2 separate regions of the Homo sapiens genome follow, and region 1 is linked to region 2. A link is a loop called in an ENCODE intact Hi-C map of the cell type or tissue named here. Cell type or tissue: endothelial cell of umbilical vein. All regions are shown on one strand. Each heading gives the region's core, and the rest is flanking DNA. Links, peaks and the distances in the headings are about the cores only.

Region 1 (11,461 bases), core at 3,856-6,355, 77 kb after region 2:
TAAACCCATAACTGAAAAATAGACTATTAACAGAAAGGAACAGCTATTCTTGGGTTTAATTACATATATAAGTTTTATATAAAAATTTTGAACTTATTTAAAAATGTGCATCTATTACAACACCATAACTCCAAATTCCGCAAAATTTTTAAAATTGTTGAAAATAATGGTGTACTTTATTTGATTACAAATAAGGTATGATTAATAAAATACGACCAAACTAATTTTGTACTTAAAAATTTAGACAATTTAAGACTCAATTTGAAGGGGTCAATTGAAATTACTAAAATTCAGACTGACCTCACCATGAACATTCAGCACGAAAAAGCCATTTTCAAGGAGCTAATGTCCAATATACTTTTTTTTAAGATGGAGTTTTTAAAGACGGAGTTTCGCTCTTTCACCCAGGCTGGAGTGAAGTGGCGCGATCTGGGCTCACTGCAACCTCGGATCCCCGGGTTCAAGTGATTCTCCTGCCTCACCCTCCCGTGTAGCTGGGATTACAGGCGCCTGCCACTACGCCCGGCTAGTTTTTTGTACTTTTAGTGGAGACGGGGTTTCACCATGTTGGTCAGGCTGGTCTCAAACTCCTGACCTCAGGTGATCCACCTGCCTTGGCCTCCCGAAGTGCTAGGATTACAGGCGTGAGCCACCGCGCCCAGCCCACAGCATACATTTTTATATGATAAGGTACATCATCTCAGAAGACAGACAGAATAGCTTCAGATATGAACCTCAGAAAGAAGTTCAAAAGGCAAAGAGATCTGCTTCAAAAAGAAAAATCAAAAGTTGAAGGTCTTGCTCCAAAAGAGGGATTTAATTTAAATTACTCCAAAAAGAATGACTGACTGATATCCAAAGAAGAAAAAAGTCTTTGCATTCCTGACATCTGATATCTTAATGCATGATACATAAAAAGCAATATATTTCAAGGACACACTAATAATCCCCCATGCAAAGGGGGGATTATCCTCCAGGGGGGGAATGGGGGGAGAGAGAGACACAGAGAGAGAGAGAGAGAAAGTACATACACAAGCCTGCCTGTTACTGGAGGAGCATGGGTGCCAGGATCTTTGACCCAAGGGTCCAAAAGCTTGGCTGAATACAGCATTTCAGTTGTGCCCTGAAGTGAAAGCAGTAAAATAAAGACCAAAGAAAGCTCTACGTTTAAAGTCAAGACCAAATTGCATAAGAACCAAGGATGTAACCTAGGATAAATGCCTAGCAGAACAAAAAAACACCCAGCATTTTGAAGGTGATGGCAGGCTGTGAGAAGGCAGGTTGTAGAAATGATGAGGTTGTTTTATGGCATGCTTTTATTGGCTGTATTAGAGAGAATGTGAGGGTGGGTTGGGTATGTCCTTGAAGTTATAGGACTTTGGTTTAAATAAACTTTGTTGCACATCCAGTAATAATAGGCAAGCCATTTCTTATTCTTGGTTTTTATTTTCTTCTCTTTTGTTCTGGCTTTTTTTCCATAATTCCTGCCTTAGTTAATGACACCACCACTTCCCTCTTGGAGCAACCCAGAAAGAAGGGAGTCATCCTAACTCTTCCTCCTGCCACCACACGTAATCTTTGTCTTTAAACAGACTCAGTGTGTTTCACTTAAGTAAATATATTTGGAAAGAAAACTTCATATTACTTACTAAAAGGGAAAATGACTATTAGTTCTATAAAAGAAATCTATTTTTTTTAAATTAATGAAAATGAAATTACATCATTAAATGTTGGCAGAAATTCATTTACTCTTTGTTAGAAAGGCTGATTGGAAAATACCATTTAAGGCCAGGCACAGTGGCTCACACCTGTAATCCCAGCATTTTGGGAAGCTGAGGTGAGTGGATCACCTGAGGTCAGGAGCTCGAGACCAGCCTGCACAACGTGGCAAAACCCAATCTCTACTAAAAATACAAAAACTTAGCCAGGCGTGGTGGCGGGCGCCTGTAATCCCAGCTGCTTGGGAGGCTGAGGCAGGAGAATCACTTGAACCCGGGGGGCGGAGGTTGCAGTGAGCTGAGATTGCACCACTGCACTCCAGCCTGGGCGACAAGAGTGAAACTCCATCTCAAAAAAAAAAAAATACCATTTAAGACACAGATTAGCATCAACCTAAGCCTTTCTCCGGAAGTTAATTAGAGGGGGTAACAGATAATTAAAAATTTTTTTAAATCATGCGACAATATGATTTCATGCTTCATCCTCATACAACCAAAATGTTATTTGTGAATGAGTCCCACACTTTGGGAAGCACTAGACTATGATATACAATTCAAACTCAGTAGCCTGCTATGATCTTACTCCCAATTCCCTTTTGATCTGATTTCCTGCCACTCCACAAGCCATATTTACAACTCTATTCCTGCTAAAGGACGTATCATTTGGCCCTGGGCATTCTCCATTGTGTCTACTGAGAAACCTATTAGGCCTCTGAAGAGGTTCTTGATGTAAAGTTTTCAGACCCCACCCAGGCACCTTTCTCCTTAGTATGAGCAAAGGTTATCACCTTGACCAAACGCTAGCAGGCTCCTCTGAGTTCTCTTGTTGACTAGGACTCAAGCTTACCTTTCTAGGTTGAACAAACACTAAGGCAGTTTCTAACAGCTCAACATTGTTTACTTAGGATGAGCCTATCCCCCACTTAAAGTCCAAGCCTGATAAAGAATTTCCTGTTGTCCCAGCCAACACCTGGAGACCAGCATCCCGCTTTCCAGTCTCTGTGGGAGGGGAGGAGCCGAACTTCAATAAACACCAGTAAACAAAGCTAGATGGGTTTCACGTGGACTAACCTCGTTTCTGGATTTTTGTAATTTTTCATTTTCCTGAAAAACTATGGAATCCCAACTCACCTTCTCCCTGCTCCTTCATTCTCCCATTAAAATACCTAATCACCTCTGTACAGGTCATTGTTGAGCTTAGTTCACGTTGCACTCTTTTCCCTATTGTAATACTATATATTAATTCTTACCATTTTATTTAGTGTCCAGCATTGTTTATCTTTCGCAGCATTTCATAGCTACTTCTAATGCACTATATTCTCATTATTCATTGAACTATCACTCTCACCCGCTATGCTGTGTTCTGTTTTGTACTCCGAGTCCTGAGGTCAGCCCCAGTATTGGGATCACTCCTGTAATCCCAGCACTTTGGGAGGCCGAGGAGGGTGGATCACGAGGTCAGGAGATCGAGACCATCCTGGTGAACACGGTGAAACCCCGTCTCTACTGAAAATACAAAAAAAAGTTAGCCGGGCTTGGTGGCGGGCGCCTGTAGTCCCAGCTACTCGGGAGCCTGAGGCAGGAGAATGGCGTGAACCCGGGAGGCGGAGCTTGCAGTGAGCCGAGATGGCGCCACTGCACTCCAGCCTGGGCGACAGAGCGAGACTCCCTCTCCAAAAAAAAAGAAAGGGGGAACTAAGTTACCTGACTGCTATGAACAGGGTCATGAGGAGAGACTCTAACACATTGCTTTAGTTTTGTTTCAACTTCCAAATCATAAGAGGGACATTACACATTGCATTCAATTCTATAGTGTAAAAATAAAATAAAAATATCAGCTTACTTTCCTTCTTTCTTAGTTTGTCGGTATCATTTTTAATTCTAATGTTTTGTTAAACCTCACACCTTCCTCTTTTGAATTTCTACTTCCTTTTAAAATGGCAATTGCCTTTTTATTTTCATATCTTTTGTCTTATATTAGTAAGAGCATTTCTCTAATTATAACATGGGGAATTTACATGTGGGTTACAGGGGAGACTAGATTTTTACATCAAAATTAATTTTGTTTTATTTGCTCCTAATTTATAGGTGAAAATGTTATTTTACATGGAAACCTATTTTGTTCCATAAAACTAAATAAACCATAACCCAGAAGTGCAATGAGACACACACAGCATGACCACATTATTTCTGAAAGCTGAAGAGTTGCCAGTCTGTTGATCTCAAACTTCATGAACCACACAGTTCAGTTCAAATTGTTTCCCTGAAATTGCTTTGAGCCTCTGCCAAACAGCCACTGAAGGACTCCGAAAAATACAAGGTAAGGAGATGGCACCTAAGAACATTTTTTTAAAAATGTTAACTCTTTTATTGAAGTTTATTTCATTGCTTTTATCAAAGAGACTGATGTCACATCAGACATTTCCTCACCTAAAGGTAACACGCAATAATTGCCATGATAGCATACTATTCAGAACATGGAACCAAATGTGTGGCCTGCATGGGCATTCTTCCTTTGCCAATGAATTGCAAATGCTTCTTTCTATCTACAAGTGTACCAACGTTAAACATTAAATGTGGAGGTCTTATAGTGGGTTGATCTTTAGAAAATCAGGTCTCCTTTCTGTTTTCAGTTGCTGCCAGCATCACCTATCCACAGAATCAATGTTAATGATGTTAATGAAACCAGGCAATATATTAAAAGCTCTAGCCACAATCATTAACTCGAGTCTGGAGTAAACCATGTATTCCAGGGCCCAGTATGCAGAGCGCCTGTGAGGTGTCAGCAAGCTGCAGATATCCAACAATGCTGTTACCTAAACTTCACTTTTGTGTGCCTGTCATTGTAGGCATCCTCCACTCCACACCCTAAGCTAAACCATCACTTGTTGAACAGGGGCCCTGCCTCATGACTAGTATTTGGCCTTGAACTTCACACTCCGTTCCCTAGACACTGGCTGGAGCTTTGCTTCTAACTGAATGGGCCTTATCTTTCTCTTGCCTAGCACTAAAGCCCTAACATTGCCTGCAATTCCTATTGTCATACCCTCCCCACCAGATTCCAACCCCTGATAAATCATTCCTGGCCCAGAAACATAGTTCCACTACCCTGGGATATGATGATTTGGAATGCTGGTGACTCACCCGACTTTTAGACCCTTAGTGCTAACCCCTTTGTTCTTTCTTACTTCTTTTTCCCTGACTTAAGACCCAGCATATGTCAAAGCAGATATGGTATGTAAGATAATGTCAGTGTGCAAAAAGCACTCATCGTATGAAGAAACTTAAGTGTATCTTTTAAGTCAATGCAAATAATCACCACAATTAATATGTTTTGTGGATTTTAACTTTTTTAATGAAAACAAACTTTTGCATTTTCTCTAATGAGAAAAAAGTATAGTTTCCTTTTGTTTTATTTATTTTTTCATCATTTGATAAGGCACAGGATCAAGTTATTCTTTTTGAGATGCCATAATATGCTAGGTATTGGAATGGCCAGCTAGCACTTGCATTGTATAGTTAACATTGTGCTATAAGCGTGGTTCTTTCTAAAAGCTTTCAGTACTGTTTATAGTTTGTGCTACCCAGTTCCCATGGTAACGTGTTTGTTCCCATGGAGAAACAAAGTGAACACCTAACCAGAGCTGAACTTGAAGATATAAAACTTCACTCAGTAGATAATTTGCTCAGAGGCTATTAAGGAGGAGAAGGAGAAAACAGAAGAACAGAAAATATATCTAGGTTTCTAGTTCCAGTTCAAAGTTAAGAAACTACTGATTTACTTTGACCTGCTATGTAACAAATCATTCTTGGTGTCATTATTTGCAACTTTAAGGAGACCTTTTTTTTTTTTTTCTCAAAAGCAATTTTAAAAGTAACTACTTAGACAAAGGGCCCTTTTTAATGGTGATTTGATAGTTTATCTTAGCAATTTGGTCCTTGTAGTTGCAAACTGTATTTCCATATTTCAAGAATTTTTAGAATTTTCATAAAACCATCTAAATTCAAGTAAACTTGATTTCTTAAAAAAACTATAAACTAAAGCAATAAGAATGTGAGCAAATGATCATAAGATTATCTTTAATGAAAACAGATTCTTTGCTTTCTTTAATGCCCAGAATTTTTCAAGCCTAGCTATTGCCAGTTTATGCCATTTGAAAAAAGCTTGAAAGCTGCAAAAGGATGTAAATTTAGCTGCTTTGGTTTAACGTGAGGAAAGTTGATAGCCTTTGTTAAGGCTGACACTACCATGCCAAATTCCTAACAACGTTACAGCAGGACTTTGAATGCCAGTAAAATAATTCACATCCATTTGCAAGCTCCAGTCAAGTGGCATAAACTCCACTTGTAGAAGACAAAGCAAAATGACTGGGCTCCTCCCGTGGCTCTGGCTCTTCACTCTGCTGCCGCCCTCCCTCCCGAATGTTGATGTTTTCTCCCCCCACTTTATAATCTAGACACTTGCTCCCTTTCCATTTGATACTACTTCTTTGTTTGCTGTTCTTCAGCCCTCTTTGTGCTTTTCTGACCTCCTTTTTTTCCATTCTGTGCCGCTGTTCCTGTTCTACATTTCATCATTTTTTTCTCCGGCTTCACTTTTGTGCATTACACTCTTCCCACTTCAATCTTTAGCCATTTTTGTATTGTCCCGACTTTCATTCTTCTTATTTACCTTTAGTTTATATTCTTTCTGACCGCCTTTTCTTCTTCTCTTTGCAGCCCCTCTATTAGAAGTTCGGCATTTTGCTCCAACTTAAAAAAAAAAATGTATTGTTGCTGGATGACATTCTTTTCTCACTCCTTCTGTGTATTATTTTTCAATAGTTGTTTAAATCCCAGTCCCACTGACTTCGTGCAAAGGATTATGATTAAAGCGATTTTGAGTATTTCTTTAATATAGTAAAATGTGAAAAAAAGTTGCCTTAGAAAACAGCATTCTAAATAGACTGCCTTTAAAAATAAATAAATAAATAAATAAATAAATATCTGTCCCATTTGTAGATTCACAGGGAATAAAATCAATGAGATCTGCCAACTTCTATACTTGTCTACATCAGACATCATTCACCCCAATGAAATAGTGAAGAGTGGGACTCAAATTGGCAAGTCTATCCTGCTGAATTGTTGCCACTCAAGATAAAAATAACTTTCTCACATTGTATGGTCCACTAGCAAGCAGCAGAATAATGGTGTATCCCAAGATTAACTGTGGTTTCTGAAGCAATTATTGTAGGGAGATGGAACAGAAAGGTTTTTTCTCTTACTTACTTTTGTGTGGTATTGGAGACAGGAGGCATGTCCATCATTTTATACTGCTTATTACATACGAAAAATCAAATAATGAAAGCTTTCACAATACGGAGGTTTTCTCTAACCTCCTATCATCAAATAGGCATACACTTTGAATTGATTTTTTTTTAAGTTTTGGGAATTGGATGTTCATCTTTCTTTTATTGACTTTCATCTCATTTTCAAAAGTGTGCAATAGTATATTGCACGTGAAAGTAAATGGCCCACTAAGATTGAAATGCATTGCTTTGAACTAAAGAGATATAAATTCTAATATCTGAATTCTTCATGGCTATATACATGTATACTAAGTCCTTTTGCATAGTGGCTGACTCTTTACGCTTTTGGCATATTTGAAGTTAAATTTTAATTCATATTACATTTATTAAGTACTAAGAAGACACACTCACCTACTATTTTAGAATTGTTTGTAAGTTTTAGGTCTTGTAAGTTTATGAAAACAACACTGACACACCATAATATATACTGGTTTCATAGCACTTAACAGATTTGGTAAATTTTACCTACAAGAAAATCAGTTCTTTGAGTTTTTCTTAGGTTACTGATTTTGCATTTAAAAGTTTTTACCTTGATTAAAGACTCCAGGTTTTCTGGGGGACTGTGTAGTTGACTTAAAAACTAACCACTATTATACAAAATTTTAGTTGAGAGAAACTATCTGTGTCTTCTTTTTTTTATTGCTATGATTATAGAGCCAACACACACAATCATGTAGGTTGAGCACTGCCAGGGAGCCCTTCTCAACCTATGTGTGGGGCTTCATATATAGTGGGATTCATTTTGCAATTCCCACTGAAACTATGCCATGAGTTTGCTCATCAGATGGAAAAAAAATTTCTGCTTTGATAATGTCGAATGAAGTATTGCTTTACTCTGTAAATGTATAAAATGTAACATTTTAGGGTTGAGGGGACACTTAGAGATCTTCTGGTTCTCCTCTTTGGTTTCATAGAGAAGGAAAATGCCCCCACAGAAATCATGACTCCTTACCACAATTTTATCACCATATATATACCCTAAGAGTCAAGATTAGAGATGGCTCTCCTGATCCCTGGCCTTGGGAATATCGCTTTAAAACCATTCAAGGCGACATAGAAAATATTACATTTCTATCACATAATTCCGTAGATACAACCTTCTAAGTTTTTAGCTTAATTTTCTTCCTAGACAATTTTGTATTGTAAATTACTAGAGGACAGAAATAATTTCTGGATAATTCTGTGGGCAGCTTGCTATGTAATCCAGCAACATGCTAAGTAGGCTTTTTTTTGAGAAAGGATGTCACCATCTTCATTGATTAATGTAGTGGAAAATATTTAGAAAAGGAGCTGTTTCATGCTACTCTGGCATCTATTTTGTGAAAGTATAATTTTGGAATATTGACATTAAATAACGGAACTAGAGTTTCTTAAGAATTACAATCTTTACTTTCCCATTAGTGTATTGGGAAACTTCACTAGTTTATTCATCTTCTCTATGGAGGTTTTCTTTATTACTATCAACCCACACTTTCTCTTTTCTTCTTTTTTATTACTCAACACCAATGTGTGGTTTTTAATGAATTATTTTAATTTGTTCCTGTTCTCTTGCTGCATCTAGAGAGATTGTCAACTCCTTGTGTACTGAGGTTGTCGTTTACTTTGTTTTCGCTTCTCTATGATGCTGGGTGTGTATACAGCCATTGCTAAATGTGTACTACTTAAGGTGACAAGAATTGAGCTAGAAACACTTCATCAAAAAGTCCTGACTAATTAGAAGCAACTACCAAATGTAGTCTATATTGCCAAAAAGCCTTATCAAAAAGTGTATCATGAATCTAAATGCAAACAGAATTAATGGTTAATGAGAAAATTTTTACATAAATATTACTCTAAAACAATATCTAATAGTGATGTCTAAAACTTTTTGAGTAGATTAATGCATACTGATTAAAAGAACAAACAAGGAGTTGAAACGAGTGCATGTCATCACAAAATCATAATGCCTTTTAAAAAACATTTTATCCTTTTCTTTTTTTCTAGAACTGAAAGGGGCACATGGCAGATACAATCATAAACTTTCATTTCGGAGAGCAGTAAAAAAGGAGAAGAAGAACACACTGGTACTCCAACAAGTCATAGTTTCTGCCAGATGTTGCAAAAGTGAGTTAGATAACTGACCTTTCTTCTGGGGCCTGTGTCAACTTTGAATGGAGCTTTCAATTGTACAATAAGCATCTGGACAGTTTTGACATCTTTATAACACTCTTTGAGTTCTTAAAAAGCTACCATTTTGTTTAAAGATGATTTATGTGAAGATTAAAACAATTACTTAAGTGCTAAGAATAATTAATCCTGTAACTCCATATCAATACCATTATCTTCCCAGAACTGGGTCTCTAACTACTAATCATAATCAAGACACCAACTGTCAAATCAAATCAAAATTAAAATTTGATTAATTATTTGATGATATTAACATTCAAATCTAGTTCCTTCTTAGGCCTAATTTTGTCCTTATGTTTGCTTTGCACTGAATTATTGTGGTTTAAATAGCCCATTTTACATGACAACTTTCAAACAAGAGCATAAATTCTCATAAAAACAGGCTAAGGAATTCATAATGATAGCTCTTGGCCGCCACCTAAAGGTTTATTTCTTGTTTTATTTTACATGAGACCTACTATGCATTCCTTTTATAATAAAATTGTTGTCTTGTCATCACATGTTTCTGCATAAGTACAGGGTAAAAAGACTTTTTCAAGTTTGTTTTTTCACCTTTATGTAGTTAAATTAACAGCATATATAATTATATCTACTTTTCAATTCATTCAACACAACACACACAAAGAAAACCAGTTTAAACAAGGTTCTTTTAAATGGTCAGAAAATTTTTATGCGTTTAAGAAATAGTGTGTTCTTATTATGTATCACCCCCCACACCTAAGGCCCGTAATGAAAGAAATTTAACTAAACTCACATTTACTGAACCACTGTTGAGTGTAATGTAATAGAAAACTCCTCAAATTCCATCAAGAACATTAACAGATATAACTTCTTCATTACGCTTGAGAGTAAATGAGATACTATAATTAATGATTCTTGCTCCGTATCTTATTATCACTCCCTTTATTCTCCTCCTAAAAAGCACTTGATTGAATCAAGCTAAATATCTTCAACGCCTTACTTGGACTCTGACAAAGTCAACCTTGGAGAATGGATTTATGATATCATAGGGAAAATTAGTTATGAACTCTACAAACTTCTCATTTCAAAGCTCATATGGATAGAGCATCTATGAATCACTCAAATTCTTGTTAAACATATAGACAAGTTGCATTAGCACATGCACTTTCCAATATATAGTCCATGTACTTATCCTTGATTTATCTATAGAACGCCATTCATGATTTTATTAATTCAAAAAATATTTACTAGGCACCTACTATGTGCCAGGCACCCATCATTATCAGTGTTCAGTAAAGCAGACTGGTCTTTCCCTTCATCGATCTTGTGAAGGCAACAGAAAATGAACAAAAAAATAGGTAAAACATATAAAGATACTGGCTACAAAGGAACTGAATACCATACCATTATAGGGAATAATTCTGGGGAGACACAGACCAACAATAGGTAGGTAAGTCAAGAAAGGCCTCTCCTAGGAGACAGTTTTTAAACTGGGACCTGAAGAATAAACAGCCGGCTCTGCCAAGAATAGAGAGGAAGAGGTGGAGGAAATTGTGTACGCAAAGGACAAATACTAACAGAGGGCCAAGGGAACTAAAGCAGAGTGAGCCAAGGGGAGTGTCATGGATGGGATTAGAGAAGTAAGCAGAAACCAAATCATGCAAGGCCTTGAAAGCTATGGTAAGGATTTGGGGTTTTATTTGAAAGAGAATGGAAAGCCATGATAGCAGGTTAAAAAAGGAAGTAAATTGATCTGTTGGCTGCATGAAGAAGGAATTAGAGGCAGCCAAGAGAAAAGGGAGATAGAAGTCTATCACAGAAATACAGATGGGAGAGATGATGGTGATGGTGACATGGACAAGGTGGTAGCAGTGGAGGCAAAAACAAGTGATCACATTTGTGATGCATTTTGGAGTGAGGCCTTGGTGGATCAGATGACCCTGTGGTTCTGCTGTTCCTTCCCAGCTTGTTAGCATCTGCTGACATAACTTTGAAAAGCTGACATAGTTTTCCAAATAAGATTTTAAATCACACCCAAGCTTTTAATTCAGTTTTTTTAAGTTTTAAAGAAAATATCTTAATAGAATGACCAATTTGTACATCGAGAAACACTTATTATATAGTATCTTCTGCAAATGAAATAGTCCACAAAACTAATTTTATAAATAATGGAAGTGTATCTATTAAAAGCAAAAGAGCTTATTTTACTTTAACCACTTTGAAATAATTATTTTCTAAAATTGTTCAATATTTCCTTGATCTTTCAAA
Region 2 (11,461 bases), core at 2,988-5,487:
ACCTGGAATACTATAGTAACCCAGCTGGCCTCTCTTTATCCATTTTGGTGCTCAATAAATCACTTCTTACATTGAAAATAGTTTTTCCCCCCAAAAAAGTAAATGCAATGCTTCTGCTTTAAAATTCTTAAATAGCTTTCCTTTGTTCTCAGGGTAAAGCTGAAATCAGTATTTGGCCAATAAGCCCTTCCGTGGTCTCTTTAGTTCCTTCCTATCTCTCCATTCTCATCAAGTGTCTCTTTAATGATTTGCTCTGCTCCAGAGGACCTATTTTAGTTCTTGGAATTTTCTCAGCTTTCTTCCACCAAAGAAATGAAATGTTGTACCTGAAATGCTTTCCTCCCTCTTTACCTTTGGATTTTGCCGTTCCACAGAAAAGCCTTCTTTAGAGTATCTATAAAAAGATAATTATTCCACAACAATTATTGGCTGGGCGTGGTGGCTCACGCCTATAATCCCAGCACTTTGGGAGGCCAAGGCAGGCAGATCACTTGAAGTCAGGAGTTCAAGAGCAGCCTGGCCTACATGGCGAAACCCCGTTTTTACTAAAAATACAAAAATTAGCTGGGCGTGGTGGCAGGCACCTGTCATCCCAGCTACTGGGGAGGCTGAGGCAGGAGAATCACTTGAACCTGGGAGGTGGAAGTTGCAGTGAGCTGAGATCATGCCATTGCACTCCAGCCTGGGCACCAAGAGTGAAACTCCATCTCAAAAAAAAAAAAAAATTTTTTGTGAAGAATTCATGTTTGCTTTTCAGATAAGTTCTAGGAGGCCAGGGCCTGTGTGTGTTTCTTCGCCATTATTTTCCTAGCTGCAAGCATGGTGTCTGGGATACAGTAAATGTTTGCTGAACATAGCTTGCATGCATGACTGAATGGCAAACACTAGATTCCTTTTGTGTATCAGATTTTAGTGGAAACAAAATTTATATCTTTGTTTAAAATTTCTCCAAAAAAAAAGATAATATGGTCCTATCAAAGAAATTGATAAAGAATTTTTTTAGAAATATATGAGAGTTTTGCTAAAATGTACTTGTTAGTGGTATTTTGAGTGATAACCTCACTAACAAAAGAAGCACAGTTTCTCATCTTTTCCCAATTATATTTTACAGACTTTCTTCTTACACAATACCTAGGGTAATAACTAGACACACATCCAGATGTGTGTGGCCATTGCTGAAAAAGAGCAATTAACTGGAAAACTGTGACAGTGATTTCCCATTTTCCATTTCAGAAAAAAAATTAAGAATTACTAAAGTTAGTGCTTAAAGTCATAGAGTCCATATTAAATAAATACAAGCCTACGGATTTCATTTGCTTTCCGGGAAATGAGATTAACTAGCCCCAGGCAAAACAGATTGAGGTAATGTGTCACCCTAAATTCTAAGCTGGTATTCTTAGGAGGTCATCCTAAGACTGATGTTGCCAGTAAGAAGGAAATAGTTTATCTTAATTACATATATTAGCTTTTTTAAGTTACTAAGGTTCCTCTAGAGGAGTTTTAAATGCTGCCCAACAAATATATGTTCTTCTTACTTTCAAGCATCCTAGAATTGAGTAATCAGTTTCCCATTAACGGAACAGGCACTGGCAATTTTACATTGTTAAGATCAAAAATCTATGTTTAAAGACCAGATGGAATCAATCAGGCTTTTTATAATAAACATGACCAAAATACTTTCAGCATATGTAAGAAAAGACAAAATATCAAATATGTTTAAGACTAAAACCAAAGATACTGTTCATATTAATTATTCTATGCAACTAAATTATTTTAAACTTTTCATATCATTTTAAAGCACTAACTTCTTGAAGATACCTAATTAGTGAATTTTGTTGTAATTATAAGAAAGTTATTTTACGTGGGGGCAAATACCTATTTTATACCTACAAAACAGGTATTATCTAAATCTATAAAACAGATTTGCTCCTATTCCACTCAATTTTGCAGGAGATTAATAATATGCTAATTATCTAGAAAGCAGCCTGCTGCTCAATTTGTAATGATGCCAGAGCCATTTATAGATACACAAGAAGGAGATTAGAGAGACACTAGGATACAAGCTGAAGAGAGATTCTTATCTTTGAAAGGTTACTTAGAATTTCTTAAGATTCAGAGTACCTTTATTTTTGTAATTTCACACAATATATATTTATTCATATGTGGAGGAGAAAAAAGGAATACCTTCCACTTGCCCATCACAAGGATTATGGCTGACACTCCTATAATAAAAGACAAATTAGTAGGAGCCTTCAGAAATGAAGACCAAAAGACCCACAGAAAAACATGTATTTTTTTGTGCCAGGGTTTGATGAAGAATGTACAGTGGTATACAAATATGTTTGAACAGAAAGGCCTGTTTGTTCAGATTCTTCTTGACCTCTCTGTATAGCATCTCCTTCCTCCTAAGTCTGGGATAGAACCCCTCTGGAATGAAGGTCTTAAGACCTACTTTCAGGCCAGGTAGGTCCAAGAATTCCTTCATGACTATGTTCACACAGAAAAGCAGGGGAAGGTCAGAAAGAAAGTGACCTTTCTAGAGTTTATGGTTTGCTTTAGGGAGAGGAATTCAAGTTTCTATGACCTACTTTGGGGATAATGGAAAGAGGGTAAACAAAGAAGGTCAGGGAGGCATTGCTTCAGAGGCTCTCCCATTCTCCTTCAGTTTGAATTACTCAGCAGGCCAAGGCACCATACTCCAGAGTATCTTGTTCTAAGCCCTGACACATGCAACATACAACAATGTATGAAGCACTACAACAAAATGGCACTCAAAGGAGTCAGATGAGTCTTCTTAGTGGATGAACTGGGCTCTTAATCCAGTGTTCTTTCTACCATAGCATGATAATATTTAATATCAGTCTTCTTTCTGGAATCATCAATGTGCCAATACACTGGAAACCATGATGCTGCATATTTTTAAATAAATGTTTTGTATAAGTGGTTAAAAGAAACCATGTAGTAAACGGGGGAAAAAAAGTGATTTCATAAGGTTTGTGTGCATCAGAAACACTTTAGGGGAATGCTTTAGGATTCCAAAGAAGAAATTCAACCGAGAAAAGTCCCTTTTATTTTCACTGGTGGGTAGATGAAAGTAAAAGTTTTGAAATATAAAAGAGCTCTGGGACTCATTTGGATACACGTGTTTGTATTGCCAAAAGGTAAACCACATAATGCAGAAGAAGATTTCTGGCCAATTTAAGAGCCTTACAGGGATAGTTTGTGGCCCTACCACACGATTTCTTTTTATATTAATGCTGCTGATACTGATTTGTCTGTTGATCTCTCTCCTGGAAGATATTCCCAATATCACTGAGGCTGTAGAAGTATCAGAAATACTACTTTGAAAAGTGATTTCCAAATAATCTTTCTATACATAATCCCTTTCAGAGGGACTGGGGATGGAGAATTGACAGATCACTGCATTAACTTAAGAAGAGTTGTGCTATTTTTAAACAATTAAAAACTGTAGAGAATATGACTATCGTCTCACACAAAAGTCAGAAACGTCTGCACTAATGCTGTCATGGGATTGTTGCAGGAGAATGACAATGAGAGCCTTCTCAGAATAATGAATGCCCCACTGAGGAACAGGGTGTTTCCTCTCTGTACTGACATCCATCCTTCCTCTCCCAACTGAACAGCGGTCCCATTACTTTGATTCAGATTGTCCTAGAAAGAAAACTCCTCTTATGTAAGTAAACAGAACTAATCAATCATTAGAAACTGGTGACTTCCATTAACATTGTATTTCCATGCCCCTAAATGTTAAGGAGGCGTTCATAGGCTAGTCTAAGAACCTAACCACTATTTTAAAAATTGTCTCTCTGGGAAATTTCCTTCCTCTTTTCCTCTTCTCCCCCCAAAAATGACTCATACACAGAGTTGATAAGAATTTTTAAAAGCATATGTGATTTAAGTCATAAAATAATATGAATAGTAACAGTAAAGTTTGAGTGCTTTGAACATCTAGGCAGTATTTCAATTCTTCAAGTGTTTGTGAAATTTTTCTGTTGCTATAGTTAAAAAACAAAAACAAAAATGGAAACGGGAATCCAAGAACCTGGATTCATACTCCCGCTCTTTCACTTCCTAAGCTATGTGACCTTGACCCAAGACAATCTGAGTCACTTTCCTCAGCTGGAAAAGGATCTAATTTCTGTTACATCACATCTCATGGTTGTAAGGCAGTACAGAGCAATGAAAGAGCATGGACTTCAAAATGAGACAAACGTGGATTTAGATTTTACTTCCACCACCTACCAAGTTATTGAATTTATCTGAATCTCAATTTCTTCTCCTTCTGAATTTGGAGGAGGATTCAAAATAATATGTGCCTAGTAACTGCTGAGCTAATAAATATGTGCAATGATTATAAGAGATGTGGATGGTGCTTGAAAACTGTTAAGTGCTAGTTAGCTAATATAACCATCTAAGTATCATATTGTTGAATATAAGAATATGTACAACCATTATGCAATTTAGATCACAACTTGAAACCACAGTGTATACTGAACTTGATGCTTGCTGATTATCTATCTTTCTGACTAGAATGACTAAATACAGGCTATGTAAAATTAGGAGCTTTGTCTATCTTGATAATTATTTTATTCCCAGTCCCTAAAACAGTGCCTGGCACACAAGCAGCCCTTGATAATACCCTAATATTGATGTAGAATCTATGTGTCATGCATCTCATTTTCATAACAACTCTGTGATCTAGGTACTATTTATTATTAGGCCCTATTTACAGGTAAGAAAACTGTGGCATGGACCAATCTCACAGGGAATAAAAGGCAGAGGCAAGATTTGAACCCTGTCTGGTTTCAGAGTCAATTCTCAAATGCCGCACTTCACTAGAGATAAATATTTGTTGAATAAATGACTGAGTTTCCATCTTCATCCACAATTGTTTGGTGATATCTAAACCATAATAACATTAAGGATACAGTATTAATTAAATCATTTTATGAAAAAGGATGGCCATTTTCTTTCATCTCCATACAAAGTTATCCAGAAAACTTCTTGGAGCAATAAAGGGAAAATGGTCCTATTTTCTGAGCACACTGAAGGCCAGATTACACAGGGCAGTGAGGTGTAAAAGAGTTGTCCACTATGTCTTAGTAGGCTTTGGGTGAAATGATCTGGAGTCTTCTTTCCCTTAATTTAATCTCATAGAGTACATTTATTTTCCTGCAAACTGTGGAGGGAGGACACACGTTCAATGGAGAAGTCTGGCAGTCGGAGCTCTCCCTCCCCAGTAACAGACCCTAAGGAGGCTGCTAGGGCTAATGCTTATTGTAGGAAGTAAAATTTTCATTTCCTATATCACATTCTGGTTGCTTACCTTTGTATTTTTTATCTTCTCTACTCAGATCTAAGTATTTTCTAGGCTTGATATTATTTACCTTCAAAGTAAGCTCATGTGAGAGAAAAGCTGTAAAATAGCTTGTATAACCTTGCAGAACGCAAACTTCCTGAGCCTCAATTCCCTTAATAACACTCTATCCTTTCCAAGTATAGTTTTGTTGTACATCAGTATGAAATAATGCATTAAGAACTATAAATTGCTATACAAATGTGAAAAATATCGTTACATTCTCACAGGGTTAAGGAGGTTAAATGGCACATGGTTAAAGGCTGGAGCACTGACATAGCATTCCAACCTGGCTCATCACTCATGTGATCTACGTCCTTAGTGTGCCTCAGTTCCCTCATCTCAAAAGAACTGGTAATAATAAAACCTATCATCAGGATTTTGCAAGGATTAAGAGAGTTGACACATGTAAAGCCCCTACAGCAGTGTACGGCAGGTGATAATGTCTTCATAAATATTAGCTATTATTATTTCTAAAAATTGGACCACATTTTACTGGAATATAAACATATTTGAGGTTTTCTTTCCTTCCTAATAAATCTTTATATTCCAAAAACACTTTTAGGTCTATTTCTCCACTGTCTTGCCTTGTTCATTTATTCCTGAATATGAATGTCTTTTATACTTATAAATAATTCCTACTAGTCCCAATTTTGCATAATCAGGAAGGATCCTAAAAGTCTCAAGCACATAATAATTTGTCATTTTCTGAAGGCTATATCTGACTCCTGTGTTCTATAAGGTACCCAGATGTTCAAGTTAGAGTGAACTAATAAGTTTACATCTCAGTCCAGTTGTTTGTAATCTCTACTGCTCATTGCATGAGTAGTCATCCTTATTCAAGCTTATTAGAGCTTCCCATTATCTTTTATGCACGTTTTCAGGGATAGATGGTTGGACTTCATGATGAATTTGTATTTATAAATTTCATTATTCTACAATGTCTTGAAATCCTTTGAGTAGTCTATCCAAAAGGTAGCAACATTCTTTAGTTTTGGATCTGTGTTTCCAAATATTTTTTAGTAATTTTTACCTAGATGTTCATTGGAGAAATTAACTACATTATTATAAAATTAGCTTCTTCCTCAAAATTATGTCTTCCTCTCTCCTGTAGCTAACATATGAACATCATCATTGACCCCAATGTCTTACTCCACATGCAAAATTTTCCAAGTCTTCTTGATTCTACCTCCACAGTATCTCTAGCATTTATTCTTCACTTTCTAGTTTTTCCCCTTTATTAGTTTGGGCTCTTGTCTTTTGATATGTGGACTGTGGCAAGTAGCCACCTAAGTGGGCTGCTTACCTCCAGTATCTTTCATATGATCATATCACCTCCTTACTCAAAATCTTTGAAAGCTTCTGTCTGCCTAGAGTGAAACCAAAGTATAACACTATAGCATCCAGTGCCCTTCGCAACCTGAGTCATGCATCCTTTTCTAACTTATCTATACCAATGCCTCCACATACCCTCCACTTCAGTCATAGGGCCCTCTTTAGAGTAAGTTTGCATTCATGTATACATCTTTGCCTTAACTCAATTTGTTCTTTCTGCTTCTTTTGCCCATCTCTATTGATCTTTCATAAACTCTATTCATCCTTTTAAAAAAATCTACCTGACACTTTCTTCCTTCCTTCCTGAGGAATACATTCCTCAGTCTTCTATGTTGCCATGGCAATAAAGTAGTCAATATCACACTGTTTTAAAGTTGCTATTAAAATATTACATATCATGGGAAAACATGTATTGCCTCTTGTCACTGAATCCCTAGAAAACAGTGTCTTAAGGCGAAACTAACCTACTGGCACTTTATTGACGACTACAGTGCCAAGGAAGCAAGAGTAAAAGAGAAAGTGAAATGAGGTAGGAAAAGAGTGAAGCAAATACTAGGTGATTTTTCACGAATACGGTGGTTCCACATGAAACCATTGTATCTCAGACCAGGCCCTCTGGGAAAAAAAGATGAGTGACTTCTTCTCTTTATTCTTCCTTTGTCTCTTTCATTAGTCAAGGTTCACCCACAGGGCATTAACTCCCATAACACTGAAGTGCATTGCCAAGCCCCTTTGGGCAGTCAGTGGACAAACCTTGGCCCCCATGGGTCCTGTTAGATTGGACCTAGGTGCTGGAAATGAGCTATAATGGCTCATTTCATCTTAGAGGAGGCAGAAACAACTGATGCTTTTTGGAAATGAGGTGATTACTGTGATGACCTTTATGACAACAGGAAAAGAGTACATGTAGGCAGACAGGCAATGCCAAGAAAATCTACGTGATGGGAACATACAAACTGGGTTCAGCACACTTCTCTTTGTGCCCTGATACATAGCAAGGTTAATGTCTTAGTGTTTACTGTATATGGAATACAATGGTCATCAACTTCACTATTTTAAAATGTGACTTGAGGCAAAGCCAGATTACTTACATTTGACTAGGTAGTAGGATCACAGGAAAGTAGCATATATTGGGTAGTACTAAGTGCCAGGCACTGCACTGAAGCCCGTTATCTTCTTTGGGTGAATCTTTCAGTCTAATACTCCCAATATCCTATAAAACAGGCACTTTTGACATCTTCATTTTAAAGGTAAAGAAAGCAACAGAGTTGCTTGTCCAAAGTCAAACATCTAGTAAGTTGCAGAGTCAAGATTCTGGCCCAGGTAGCCTAACTCCAGAGCTTCCCCAAGTATCCTCTCATAGCCATGTGAAACTCTATTTTGAAGAAGAAAGTCAGATCTAAACTTGGAGATGAGGATAGCTTGCATTATTCTTTACTTGGCAAATGCAGAATCATTCTCGCAACCTCCTCCACAACTCCCAGGACAACACAGAACTGCATAACTACCCTCAAATCCATTGTTGTGTGAACCCACCCTGCTATTTGTAGTCATAAGAATTCATCACTACAGAGTTCACTTGCTTTTTTAAGTCACAGACTAAATTGATCAACACTATTTCTTCAGAAATCAAAAGATTTTGAGTGCCTGTGGACTGACTTGCCACTGAAGTCACATTTGGCTATTTACCACTTGCTGAGGACTGTGCAATGTGCTCAGCTCCTGGGTTTCTCTTCTGATATTGAATTACTGTAGTGATCAGGTATTTATTTCCCTTTCTCCAGAGAGGATGACTGCTGTTGAGCTCCCACATGGGCTTCTGTCTTGCCTGGAGGGAAAGAGGTGTGAAGTCTATTTCAGTGTTCACTAAGTGTTTAATCAGCCAAGGAATCTGATCGCTGTCATGTCTTACTGTAGCTCTATAGGAAAAGCATACTTAATCTTGAAAACATCAACTAGAAGAAGCCATTTGGTGTACCGGGAGCCTGATTGTGATATTGTTTGATGTACAAAATGTACCTCTCTCAGCATTCTTAGTGAATTTCAAATTTCCACCTCCTAACTTACATAGCAAAAATTCTGTCAAACCACTGAGTCTTATTCTTGCCCTTTACATTTGTAAAATGATTTTGTGTATGCAAGAAATACAAAAACATTGCAGGTGGATTCAGACAAGTCGTATTTTATAGATACTTGTTCATCGATGAGACAAAGCAAGATAGTAAAAGATTGAAATATAACCCCCATATATCAAATGGCTGCAGGAATTTGAGACCTCTTGCACTCTTAGCTTTACTTGAAAGATAGCTATAGAATGATAAGTTGAGAAAGTACAGAGTTGTCATAAAAAATTCTATGTTGAAGCCACGTCTTAAGTGTTCCTTTGGAACTACTGATTAAATGTTGATTCGACAGATGCAGGTTAGAGTCCAGGCTCTAACACATATTGGTAGCTTGGGGCAAATTTCCAATCTCTTTCAGCCTCATTTGACCCGTCTGTAAAGTATAAATAATAAAATACCCATGTTATCAGACTCTTGTCAAAGCTGGATGACTAATATTACACTTGAAAAGCACTTAGCATGTCAGACTCAGTTACTTGCAAATTATCACACCAGAGGATAGCAGAGATTCCTTGAAAATACACGCTGACTGATTTTTATGCCTACTATCCCTGTTTTTTCCTCTCTTAACAGATCTTCAGTACAAGGAATAAAACAAAGAACTGAAAGTGTACCAAATATAAATAAAGACTTTTAAAAAACCCACTAGTTTTATTTTATTAGATTTTAAATCACTAATATAGAAATGGTTGTGGAAGTGCTGAAAATTCAAGGAATCTCTGCAATAGAAAGATGTGAGACTTAGGCCCTAGAAAACCTGAACAACTAGATAGAGAGGAAAAAAAGGAAAGAGGAGTAGGTTAAGAAGAAAAATAAGAAAATCAAGAGAGTTTTTGAACATTCTTAGGCAGAGTGGCATGAAGGATTCTAATAGAAGAGAGATTTTTCAAAAAAGTTTCCTTCCTCTATTTTAATAAGTATTGAGTGTGTAGTATATGAAAAGCTCTGGAAAAACACAATGATAAAAGACGTTCTCCATCTTTTAAGAGAATCTCAATGCCATAACAAAGTTATGGTTCAAGTTTGTGCACAGAAAGGGGAACACAGAGGAGGGAGCCTCTCAATCTGCTTGGCCAAGGGAGAGTAGACAGGGCAGCCTTAAGAAAGCAGGTAACAAACAGGTGGGTGTGAACTAGAAAGAAGAGCGGTAGTTGACTGGGCAGCACAAAGGAAAGCGTATTCAAAGACCAGGGGCTTGAAATAGCCTCCCACGCTCAGGGAACTGCAAGTCTGGAGTTGAGCTGAAGCATACAATGAGAATCAAAGAGCGGGTGGTAGTTCTCCCTTTTGGGGTCTGTGCACTGTCTGGGAGCTCTGTTCAGAAAGTTCACTCGGCCCTACCTCAAGTGTCCTATTCCAGTCATTCAAGCCTCAGCATAGATGTCATGTGTGTAGAAAATCTCCGCAGACCGTACAACTTAGCTGAGCTCCTCATTCTCTGCTCAGCAAATAACCATATTTTCAGCCCTGAGCAGCATATATGTGTGATGTGTGTTATGTGTGTGTGTGTGTGTGTGTGTGTGTGTGTGTGTGTGTGTGTGTGTATTATTTAATTTTCCTATTGGATTATCTGTTTATTTGTCTACTATATTTCCCCAGTAGTTTCTTAGGAGCAGGAACCCTAGCTTTTTCACCATGGCATCCCCACTGTCTAGAATTCTACCTGCCATAAAGTAGACACTCAATAAATATTTGCTGGATGAGTGAAGTAGGTGGGACATGTAAGATTTGCCAGATAGGGGAAACCTGTGCATGGGTGAATGTAGAGGAGAGATTCAAAGTTTAATGCTCATGTAAGGCTTCTTGTTAAAATACAAGAAGGGACAGGACATAAAGGGATTTGTAGATTGTGATGAGGACTGTCTGTTTTCTCTAGGTGGAGAGAAACCACTGATGATTAAGTAGGAAAGGAATATAATTAGTTTCCTGGTAGAAGGTCATTCTCATGATTATGTAGAGGAAGCATTAAAGAAAAATGAGACTAGTTTGAAATCCACTGAAGTGACTAAACCAGCACATTTGCAGTGAGGAAGGAGAAGAGGTGACTGATAAAAACCATTTTTAATAGGAAGGGCCTAAGGACATGAAGAGACCTGAGGCAGGGAGGTGGTGGGGGTGGGTGGGAGGTGGGAACAGACTGGGTTGACTCCTGCATAATATAAGTACTTAATAGTTGAGTTTTCTAAATGCTAAAGGAGCCGATAGTGCTAAATGAAAGGGTAAGTGTGGAAAAAAAAAAAGAAAACAGAGGGATAGTTGTGGCAATGAAGACATCATCAGCGACATTCCAGAGCAGAGGTGGGGGTAGGTTTCATGAGCTACCAACAATAATGAAAAGTGGTGGCTGTCGGTGTCTGCTTCTCTTCACCTTCAGCTCCATCCTGTATAACAAAGGGACTTGGATAGACAGACACATGTGCACACTAAGGCACACAGAACAAAGCTCTGTCCACTCCCCTCCTAGAAACCTTTCCCTGGCCACCACTCAAGCTGGAGAAGTATGAATACCACCAGTAGCAAGACACACCTTGAGAGACAGCCCAAGGAATTTTTTGGGAGCAAGACTGGAGTACATTGGACAGAGAATTTCAGAGTCTTGGGTTCCTGAAGAAGGGGATATCATGGG

The links. A loop is a pair of places that touch in the nucleus more often than their neighbours do. Peaks named below come from ENCODE experiments on the same cell type or tissue, not always from the same donor. Only the 100,000 strongest peaks of a DNase experiment are listed, where the experiment ranks them.
Region 1: a loop joins it to region 2, with 7 times the contacts of the local background. A loop is called at or near these places in 6 of 110 quality-filtered maps.

The regions. Positions count from the first base shown.
Region 1 is chr7:20,301,986-20,313,446 of GRCh38, forward strand. It overlaps LOC101927769 (a long non-coding RNA gene), which reads left to right. Exons shown (of 5, transcript NR_110117.1): 4 at 3,807-4,038; 5 at 9,050-9,727. Among named protein-coding and RNA genes, the nearest start is that of ITGB8, 23 kb to the right of the region's middle. In endothelial cell of umbilical vein, for the core only: no CTCF peak of the experiment used is centred there; DNase peaks (open chromatin) are centred at 4,826 and 5,306; H3K27ac peaks cover 1,486 bases.
Region 2 is chr7:20,226,248-20,237,708 of GRCh38, forward strand. No RefSeq gene overlaps it. Among named protein-coding and RNA genes, the nearest start is that of GIRGL, 14 kb to the left of the region's middle. RefSeq lists a silencer at 7,210-7,259. In endothelial cell of umbilical vein, for the core only: no CTCF peak of the experiment used is centred there; a DNase peak (open chromatin) is centred at 4,094; H3K27ac peaks cover 1,927 bases.